Regions from separate parts of the Homo sapiens genome. Here regions 1 and 3 are each linked to region 2. Evidence: chromatin contacts called from ENCODE Hi-C or POLR2A ChIA-PET data. All regions are on one chromosome and are shown on one strand. Each heading gives the region's core, a stretch centred on a gene start or an enhancer-like site at or near the end of the contact. The rest is flanking DNA. Distances are from core to core; before and after follow the strand shown. Region 1 overlaps OTUD4 (OTU deubiquitinase 4). Region 2 overlaps C4orf51 (chromosome 4 open reading frame 51). Region 3 overlaps SLC10A7 (solute carrier family 10 member 7).

What was found. A loop is a pair of places that touch in the nucleus more often than their neighbours do. ChIA-PET counts read pairs that join two places held with the same protein, here RNA polymerase II (POLR2A). Pooled maps may share reads with other maps.
Region 1: a pooled map shows a loop between it and region 2 (2.5-fold over the local background). The contact joins two enhancer-like sites. A Hi-C loop is called at or near these places in 1 of 168 maps with a recorded cell type or tissue (naive thymus-derived CD4-positive, alpha-beta T cell) and 3 of 50 pooled maps. POLR2A ChIA-PET finds 5 or more read pairs at or near these places in 1 of 52 experiments (A673).
Region 3: a map of endothelial cell of umbilical vein shows a loop between it and region 2 (5-fold over the local background). The contact joins two enhancer-like sites. A Hi-C loop is called at or near these places in 1 of 168 maps with a recorded cell type or tissue (endothelial cell of umbilical vein) and 4 of 50 pooled maps. POLR2A ChIA-PET finds 5 or more read pairs at or near these places in 1 of 52 experiments (OCI-LY7).

The regions. Positions count from the first base shown.
Region 1 is chr4:145,130,853-145,133,890 of GRCh38, reverse strand. It overlaps OTUD4 (OTU deubiquitinase 4), which reads left to right. Exons shown (of 21, transcript NM_001366057.1): 21 at 1-241. Among named protein-coding and RNA genes, the nearest start is that of ABCE1, 34 kb to the right of the region's middle. Within about 2 kb of position 1,295, at least 2 of the 41 ENCODE cell types and tissues checked have a DNase peak (open chromatin) inside an H3K27ac peak, as active enhancers do.
Region 2 is chr4:145,731,635-145,734,642 of GRCh38, reverse strand. C4orf51 (chromosome 4 open reading frame 51) reads right to left here. Exons shown (of 6, transcript NM_001080531.3): 6 at 1,846-2,190. The coding sequence ends at 2,083. Among named protein-coding and RNA genes, the nearest start is that of C4orf51, 53 kb to the right of the region's middle. RefSeq lists an enhancer at 1-646 and a silencer at 1,202-1,801. Within about 2 kb of position 1,627, at least 33 of the 41 ENCODE cell types and tissues checked have a DNase peak (open chromatin) inside an H3K27ac peak, as active enhancers do.
Region 3 is chr4:146,334,770-146,337,850 of GRCh38, reverse strand. All of the region lies in intron 5 of SLC10A7 (solute carrier family 10 member 7), which reads left to right. Among named protein-coding and RNA genes, the nearest start is that of MIR7849, 72 kb to the left of the region's middle. Within about 2 kb of position 1,255, at least 2 of the 41 ENCODE cell types and tissues checked have a DNase peak (open chromatin) inside an H3K27ac peak, as active enhancers do.

The sequences.
Region 1 (3,038 bases), core at 46-2,545, 600 kb after region 2:
AAAAAAAGTATATATACATATCTTTTGAAGTGTTAAAAGGAAACTAGTACTTTATATTCTTTATCATATCACTTTTTGTAAGTGTTGAATATATTCCTGTTTATTTTTCTATGTTCTGTTTTGTAGCCTTAAGAAGTGTTTCAAACATATCTGAATGTATAAAATAAGAGTAAATGCCCTACATGGTGTGATGCTGCATTATATATAAAACTGTGTGCATATATTAAATTTTGTCTCTTGATTCTGCTTGTGATTCTTTGGTTCCAGGGTTAACCAGGTAATATAGCATGTAGATCTTGAGAATTTTTGTAAACTCCTTAAAATAAATGATTTCCATGACATGTTTCCAGCTAGAAGACAATTCTCATACATGCAACTAAAAGCCATGTAGAATTTATAATCTATGGGTACTGTGTAATTTTCCCTAGTTTATATAACGAAATTGAGGCCAAGTTACTTGCTTAGGGTTATGCAACTAGTAAGTGGTAGGACTTGTATTTGAGTCTAGTTTTAAGTGATTTTATAGCTAGTGCTACCATTTTTTTTCTGCAATGACTAAATGGGAATGTGCAGAATATCTAAGAATATGGATTAAATTGTTTTTTAATGGTTTTTACATTTAGCATTCAGTGATATTTATGTTGGCTAAAGGTGAAAGCAAATTGAGTGTTTTGAAAACAAAGTATACTTACTTTATACTCTGAAAACTCAATTTCTTAAAGCCTGTTTTTCTTTATAAAAGTTACCAAAGAATATTATCAAGTCAATACTTGTTTACATACAATATGAACTTTCTGTTAGCCTGGCTTCCTCAGGAGGCCGAACCTGAAACAAGAGCCTCTTTCAGTTCAAGTATTTGACAGAAAAGTGAGTGATCTAGGAACAGGGTCAGCAGGCTGGGAAGGAGGATGAGCTGTTATAAAGGTAACGAGAGTTGGCATGTGGAACTTTTGAGACTGCTTTAGGAGCTGAGTAAAATATAGAACCTTGTGGGAAAGGGAGAAAGGAAGGAGAAAGGAAACATTAGGTTCTTGGCAGTATGCCCGTGGGTTTATCCATGGAGTCAATAAGAGAAGCCAGTGTTGGGGCTGGTTAGTAAGAGGTGTGTTTGTGGCTGGATGGGGGGCTCTTGCAGAATTGGTCACTCCAGAAGTGCATGGCAGTGACCCAAATTAAGTCAGCGGTCTCCAAAAAGTGTCTGATACAAAGGGCCTGCTTTTCACTTTGAATAATTAAACTTTCCCTTTTCATTCAAAGACTTAGGTCTGGGTCTAGGGCATAGTATGAGAATGTAAGTAACTATGAAAGAGGAAGTTAAACACAGCTTCCCTTCATAAACTTTTGCACCCTAACTTAATCTGTGAGTTCTTCATGAAACGTGGACCCCTCAGAATAGTTTAATAGGGTTTTCTAAGAAAAGCTACAGACAGACATAGGTATAAACATCAGTTTTTGAAACTGGTTTTTCTATAATGAATTCATTAGAGAAACTGGGGCTTTAGAGGCAATCCTTTAAAAATACATAACATTCCTGTAATTATATTTTATTTTTCACATTTAGTAAAAAGCATTACAAAGATTAAAGATGTTAATGGTAGGCCAGGCGTGGTGGCTCACACCTGTAATCCCAGCACTTTCGGAGGCTGAGGCGGGTGGATCACGAGGTCAGGAGCTCGAGACCAGCCTAACCAACATGGTGAAACTCTGTCTCTACCAAAAATACGAAAATTAGCCGGGCATGGTGGCACGCACCTGTAATCCCAGCTGAGGCAGGAGAGGCTGAGGCAGGAGAATCACTTGAACCTGGGAGGCGGAGGTTGCAGTGAGCCAAAATCGTGCCGCTGCACTCCAGCCTAGGCAACAGTGAGGCTCCGTCTCAAAAAAAAAAAAAGATGTAAATGTAGATGAGTGTGGTTCTTAAGGCCTCCTATCCCTATGAATATTCTTAACTGAACTGGCAGGTTAACCGATTGATAACAAAATTCTGTGTAGTAAGCCAATTTCTTTTTAAAAAAAATGAGAACCTTGACTTTGGACTAACGACCTCCAGATCAAATAGAAAACAAACTACTGCAATTTACCTATCTAGGGATATATTTGTTACTTGTTGCATCCTTCCAAACTAGTAGTAAAAGCATTTAAGTCCTGTATAGTTTTATAAGATACTTTTATAAATGGAGACAAGAAACCAGAAGCACAGATATAAAGTGACCATTGACATGGGAGACCTATACTTAGGCACATGCAAGGTTGGGAGCTGGAACTAACATTTTCATTAAAGCCAGAGTCACCCCAGCGAAAAGGAGTGAAATTAAAAATTCCCAGACAAAACTGTCTTGGCCTGGGATCCAGTTTCTTAAAGGCAAAAAACAAAACAACCACTGAAAATGTTACCACATTCATTTAGGTTTGAGGTCCAGAAACTCACAAACTAGGAAAACTGAAAAGTGGTTCCAGGGTGGTAACACACTTGGCTCCCCTGGCAGAAGGCAAATGGAGAGCCTCTCAAGGAAAAGACCTTTCTTGATGGCAAACAGGAAACCAGTTTGACTTAACCAGGTTTAAACAAATAGGGATTTATTTCTCAAGAAATGTGGAGAGAAGTGGCTGCTGGCAGTTGTGCAGCATTTTAATGTCAGGAGTAACATTCTTGTAGCTTGTTTTGCATTTCCCTTATATGTGTCACCTTCTGGGCATGAAATGCTTGCTCCATATATTACACCCTCAAGAAGCAGTACCAGATGATAATCTCCCTTTATTAGGAAAACGAGGTTTTCTTGAGGTATTTTCTAGAAAAACCTCAAGAGGTTTCAATTTACTGGCTAGAACTCTCTTGCAGTTAGGTCATATGGCTTAACTGCAAGAGACTAGGAAAGTATGGAAGAGGATTTTCTATGTCTTAGACCAATTATGACCAACCACGTGGGACTGGGCATTGGCAGAGGAGGTGGTAGTGGTGGTGAGTACAGGGCTGAGGATAAATGATATTTGCCACACAAAATCTCAGAATTTTCAGATACAGCCTCACTGAACATCTG
Region 2 (3,008 bases), core at 378-2,877:
TTAAAACCCAAATAAAAATCACACGGTCAGGGCGGGAGTGGGGAAACAGGAGGAACAGCAAAGGGCTCTAACTCCGCAAACAGGGAGGCACAGAGCAGGACAGAGATGGGACTGCGGCTGAGGGACTGGGGAGATTCAGGATGTGCCACTAATGAATTGGTTTGACCACAATCTTCCTTGCTGTATATGATAAAGCTCTTGATGCCCAGGTCTCTTCCCCACCCTCCCATCCCCAAATTAGGCCGCAGTACTGTACTCATCAGCCACGTGACCTTCCCGAAGCCCCTCCACTTTCTGAGTGTCCTCAATCAATGGATATACATCTCGGATGAATCCTAAGGAACACTCTAGTTACAACACTCAGAGTCTATGAACCTGCCGGTTCCCTTTTTCTTGGACACAAGCCCTAACCCACGTGTGAGGGAATATGTTTCCACAAGCAAATATTTGTTCTTTGCCTTTTGGGGGTTAAGGAATGGTGGACAGACAGGCGAGAAGGTGTAGACCCCACCATACCAATGTTGCTGGTCAAATTGAACTTGTGTGGCCAGGTTACTGTTGCAACCTATCTGTAAAGCTGTTAGCCTTCATTTTTAGAATTAAAACAGAATTCTAATCAGCTATCCTCTGCGTATAGTAAAAAACAAATGATGAATTAATGATAGCCATTACCTTGGAGAACTGTATTTTCTTGGACTAGGAAAAGCCAAGAAATTCGAGATTAAAACCAGGATCATGAGGTACTAGACTCGGAACCTAAACAGAGGCCTTTCTCTCCTTCTGCCTGGGATGTCTACTGGGGCTGGCCAGGGCAAAACTCCGGAGGTTCCTAAGTGGCTACAGGGCTGCCTTTTCAATGCATGCTTTTGGAGAGCTTAATGGAAACCATACGAAGGTTGCCGGGAATCAGACCAGATGGCTCCCGGGGAATGTATTTAACCCGACCTAGGGCTAAGAGACAAAAATAATCACTAGGAGTTTGTGGGGCGGGAGGCAGGGGTGGTGCTGCGACTTTTAATTGTATTTTCTATTCAACAGAAATCCTAAGAGAAGGACGGTCTTGGTAACTAGGAGTAAACGGAAGGGGGTGTGGGGAGCAGAGAGCGGGGCTGGGGAGGAAGAGTGGTAGGAGGCGGCTACTTTAGTAAACCAAACACCGTTCTGCTTTTCCTCAGAAGTCGGCGGCTGCCGGGGCCCTTCGCGGGCCTAGACGGCAGCGGGCTCCTTCCCGCGCCCCAGGTCATGTGCAGCCCCTGCCGCTCCCGGTCCCTCCCTCCCGCGCGCTCCGCGGGGGCGACGAGGCGGGCGGTGGTGGGGGGGAATCAGCAGGAGGAGGGTCGTAGGCGGCGGAGGCGGCCTGTGGACGCTAGGGGAGGAAGATCGTGGGGGAGAAGAGGTGGGCCGTGGAGGAAGAAGGAGACGGCCGCTCCGGCGGGCCGGGAGGAGCGGGAAGAGGCGGACCGGGGAGGGGAGGGGCAGGCGGCGGGTGGGCGGGCCGTGGGCGCGGCTTTGGGGGCGCAGGCAGCCTACCGAGGGAGCCGGGACGGGAGGGCCACGACTCCGCCCCTGAGCTCGCGAGCCCGCCGCGTCTGAGGCCGCCCCCGCCCCCGCGACTGTCGGAGCCAATTCGCTTCCCGGCGGCGCCTTGCGCGGAGGAAAACCTGGCGGTGGAAGGCTCCGGCTCTGCTGGGTGACCGCTCTGAATACAAAGAGCATTTCTCACGCCCCTGCGCCTTCCCCGGGGCTCCCAGATACAAGGGACAGGCTCTGTGACGCCGGAGCCCCCGACGGTCGGGGCCGCAGCACCATTTCTGTGGTTCTAGCAGAGAAATGTGGTCCCAAGTATTTATTTAAAAAGGAAAATTTAATAAAGATTATAAAAACTTTTGTCTCTCTCCACCAATTAAAAAGGGAAAAAACTGATAAATGAAGCCCATGGAATTGTCCCAGAAAGCCAACCTGCCAGGGTCCAGACGTTCCTGGGCGGGGCGGGTGGGGGGAGGGTGTTGGGAGGGCCCCATACCTCAAAGTTGTTTATTAAGCAAACTCCACGCCTCCAGCCTTGTGGCTTCATTTTCCAACTCAGTTAAATGGCGATGAGGGTCCTCCCCAGCCATAATCGGAGTATCGATCAGCTTCTGAATCCTCAGATGAGCAAACCTTGCTTTCAGAATCGCACCGTCCATGAAGCTGGAGAAAAATGGCCTGGTTGTCAACACTCGCTCATCCGCAAAGGTCACTTTTCCACAGAATTGGGAATTAAATGGTCTCTTCCAAACCAGACATCATTCATGAGCAGGAGATGGGATTGATCCTGCATTTTCTTCCATCTCTCTTAACCTTCCTGTTTAATATATTGTGTCTCTGTTAGGAAGGCCAGATTAATAAAGTGGGAGAGAAAAAGGGCAGGAACTCTTGCAATCCCTAACCGGCCCCCACTGCTTCTCTGGTAAGATTCTTTCCAGGTTTCCCTAATTCCTTTAGTTCCCACATTCCTGGATGTGAATGCTCTGCTTTCCAGTTTCCATCAGGAACTTCTTCAAGATAGGACACAGGAATATAAATATTTAGAGAATGATTACCAAAAGCACTACCCAGCAAGCAAATACTTTCGAAACTAAGAATAGTGTTAATGATCGTTGAAAATTTCATTCAATCTCTACTTATTGCTTTGATGCAGGAAATTGGGCATTTATATATCTCAGTGCTTGTTCTCCTCCAAACTATATATATTTAAAAATATTAAGATTTGCCTTGTCTCGGCCGGGCATGGTGGCTCACGCCTGTAATCCCAGCAGTTTGGGAGGCCGAGGTGGGCAGATCACCTGAGGTCAGGAGTTCGAGACCAGCCTGGCCAACACAGTGAAACCCTGTCTCTACTAAAAATACAAAAATTAGTTGGGTGTGGTGGCACACACCTGTAATCCCAGTTACTCGGGAGGCTGAGGCAGGAGAATTGCTTGAACCCAGGAGGTGGAGGTTGCAGTGAGCCAAGATCACGCCATTGC
Region 3 (3,081 bases), core at 6-2,505, 600 kb before region 2:
TTTCTTTTAAATTTTCTGCTTCCTCCTTTGCACATTTTTTTCTTTTTAACAACTCAGACCATCTCCTGATCTCTCAACTTTGTTTTTATTCCTTTTGTTGAGTTCTATCTTCTGACACTTCCTTAGGTTAGTCTCTATAAGCCTCTTTTCTATTCTCACCTATAAAATTAGGATAATCAATTTACTTACCAGAATTTTAAATTAGATAATGTTTGTAATGTACTTAGCACAGTTCCTAGTACATAATATACCTCAATAAATATTGGCTATTTTTATGATGGTGGTGTTTTATATCAACTGAACCATGATTCTAAAGCAAGAAATACTACAAGCTCCTATGTATAATATTCAGGCCATAGGAACTTTGGCTGACCATTGGATAATGTGAAATGATCCTCTTGACATTTTAAGAGAGCTGTGTATCTTGTGTGTAATGTTTGCAGTGCTACTAATAATTGGCTGCTCCATGTGTTCTCAGGGAAAATAAAACTGCAACCTCAGATTGTAGCTGTGTGCCCATGGTGGAGGCATGCAGGCCAAAGTGAGCTCTGTTAGGTCTTACTTTCACTGTGAAAGCTTATGTCTTTATACTCTAGTCTTCAAAAAATAAATTTTGATTTAGTTTCCTTTTGCTTCCTCCTTGGTCTAATATATACTCTGCAAATAAGCATTTTTAAGAAACTTCTTTAGAAAATTATTTATTGCCTGTTAAATCTAAAACTTAGAAGATGTTTACATGAAAATCTTTTGGAAAATGATAGAAAGTTCCCACATCTCTGTTGCCCTGGGCTCTAATTAAATTTCAAATTGTTTTTGTCACTCTTAACCTGGATAGAAAAAGCCAAATTAATGTAATACAGTTCTATGAGTTTACATTGCCTGAAGGTTTGCTTTTTCAGTTAAAAACAAAAAAGAGAAGTCATGAGTTTGAATGCTGTTTTTCATCTTTAACATATATCACTATATTAGTTCTAATCAGCAATGTACATATTATTCCACTTTTGTGTTCTTATATTTTTCTGTCCTCTTTTATATAGCTCTAGATATTAGAGCCCTAAACCCCACACATTCTGTCTGCTATTCAGCATCTTTAATTTCCCCCTCTGCACTGATCTCCATCCCTTTGCTTCCATTATCCTTGTAAAGGAGAACCAACTTTAGATTAGAAATGGTAAAGTAAATATTGACAAAGGAAAGCAGGTCCAAGATAGGCGGACTATCTGCTGGCCCAGACAAATTACATCATAGGATCCTGAGAAAACTGACATTTGAGATTCCTGAATCACTATCTTTGACAAATCATAAAGGGAAGGAGCAGAATCAACAGCTGCTGGGAATGTGCAAACATCACTGCAAATACCAAAAAGAGGAAGAAAGTGGATTGTACACACTATTAACTAGTAATTTTGATATCAGTCTAAAGAAAAATTAAAGAATGGGTCATTAAATAGTGGGTTGTAAGGAGTTACAAAGGAACATGGTGTGATGTTTAGAAGCCAGCGTGGGTTCACTCAAAGCCAAGTTATTAAAAACAAGTTTGTTACACTTATTTCTGTTTGAAATATAATTTCTAATTCAAAGCAATACTTCAGAGCAGAGATCTGCAAACTATGGCCCTTGGGCAAATCTTACCATGCCAATTTGTTTACCTATTGTCTTTGGCTGCTTTCCAGGTACAATAGCAGAGTTGAGTAATTGCAGAAGTGTCCCTGCAAAGGCTAAAATAATTATTACTTGGCCTTACACAGAAAAAGTTTGCCAACCTCTGCTCTAGAATCTAAATCCATTTTTTAAAATTTTAATATGCCTACAAATTACCTGGGGATCTTGCTAAGATGCAGATTATGACATAGTAGTTCTGGGGCGGAGTCTGATATTCAGCTAGTTCTCACAAGCTTCCAGGTGAAATCAATGTTGCTGGCGCTTAGATCACATTTCAATCTAGTGAGGATCTAGATTTCAAAAAGATATTTAGCAGATTCACCCATTTTAAGACAACAAAGAGAGTAAATAAATTATGAGTTAGAAGTCACTTCAGTTGGTTAGAATCTTGTTTAAATGATAGTGTTCATGAAGTGTTAGGCAATCAATGTCACCTTGGAGAGAAGTTTTTCTGGTCATTTCAAAATGATTATCTTATCATCATTTCCTTGTATGGAAATATTAGCTCAGTGGTGGTATTTGATGGGAGCAATAATGGGCTTGATAACTCATATGTTTAGATGACCAATATCAACTGGGTTGGTCTGCGGGACAGTTCCTCTGTTGGGCGACAGTTCTCTCTGTGTCTCATATTTCTATACATTTTGTCAGCAGAGGCACTGACTGCCTTTTGTTCTCAACTCTGGAACAAAGGGCAGCTTTGCTTTCTGCCTCTTATAAAAGATTCAGGTTCCCTAAGCTCAGTATTCCTTTCCTGGAATGCAGTCCACTGCTTCTGCAGGCATCCATTCGAGCCCATCTGCATCACCTGCTTGACTTGGGGACAAGGGGAAATGACACCAACATCATGCTTAGGCTGCTTGCTGTTCTATGAGTGGTAAAATCCTTTGGCTCTGATCCAGGACTCTTTTTTTTTTTTTTTTTTTTTTTTTTTTTTACAACATCTGTGGCAACACTTTAATGAGTTAAAAAGAAAGAGACAATAACATTCTATTACAATGCTCTTCCAAAAGTTTTTGGCAAAAACAAAACAAAACAAAACAAAAACCTTCAACTATTGAGGATCCCCAAACACTGACATCATCTTCTCCTGACATCCAGCCATCCACATCGTCATAGCTCATTCATCCAGGATCCAGGACTCTTGAGCCTTCTGCCAGCATACTTGAATGTGTGGCAGGCCGACTTGTCATCTTGAAAGTGTGGTAATCTCAGACCCTTCACCAACTTAGACTCTTTCCCAATAGTCGTAACACAGGTTCCCAATCACTGACTTTCCCCTTCCTCTGCACCCATCTTCCCCTCATTTTAGTAAAATTCTTCATGTTCTACAAAACAGAGAAAAGAGAAAGTCTTACATGAAAATGTCTTCAACTTTCCAACATCAAGCATTCAAGCCTATGTTCATCTGTACCTACT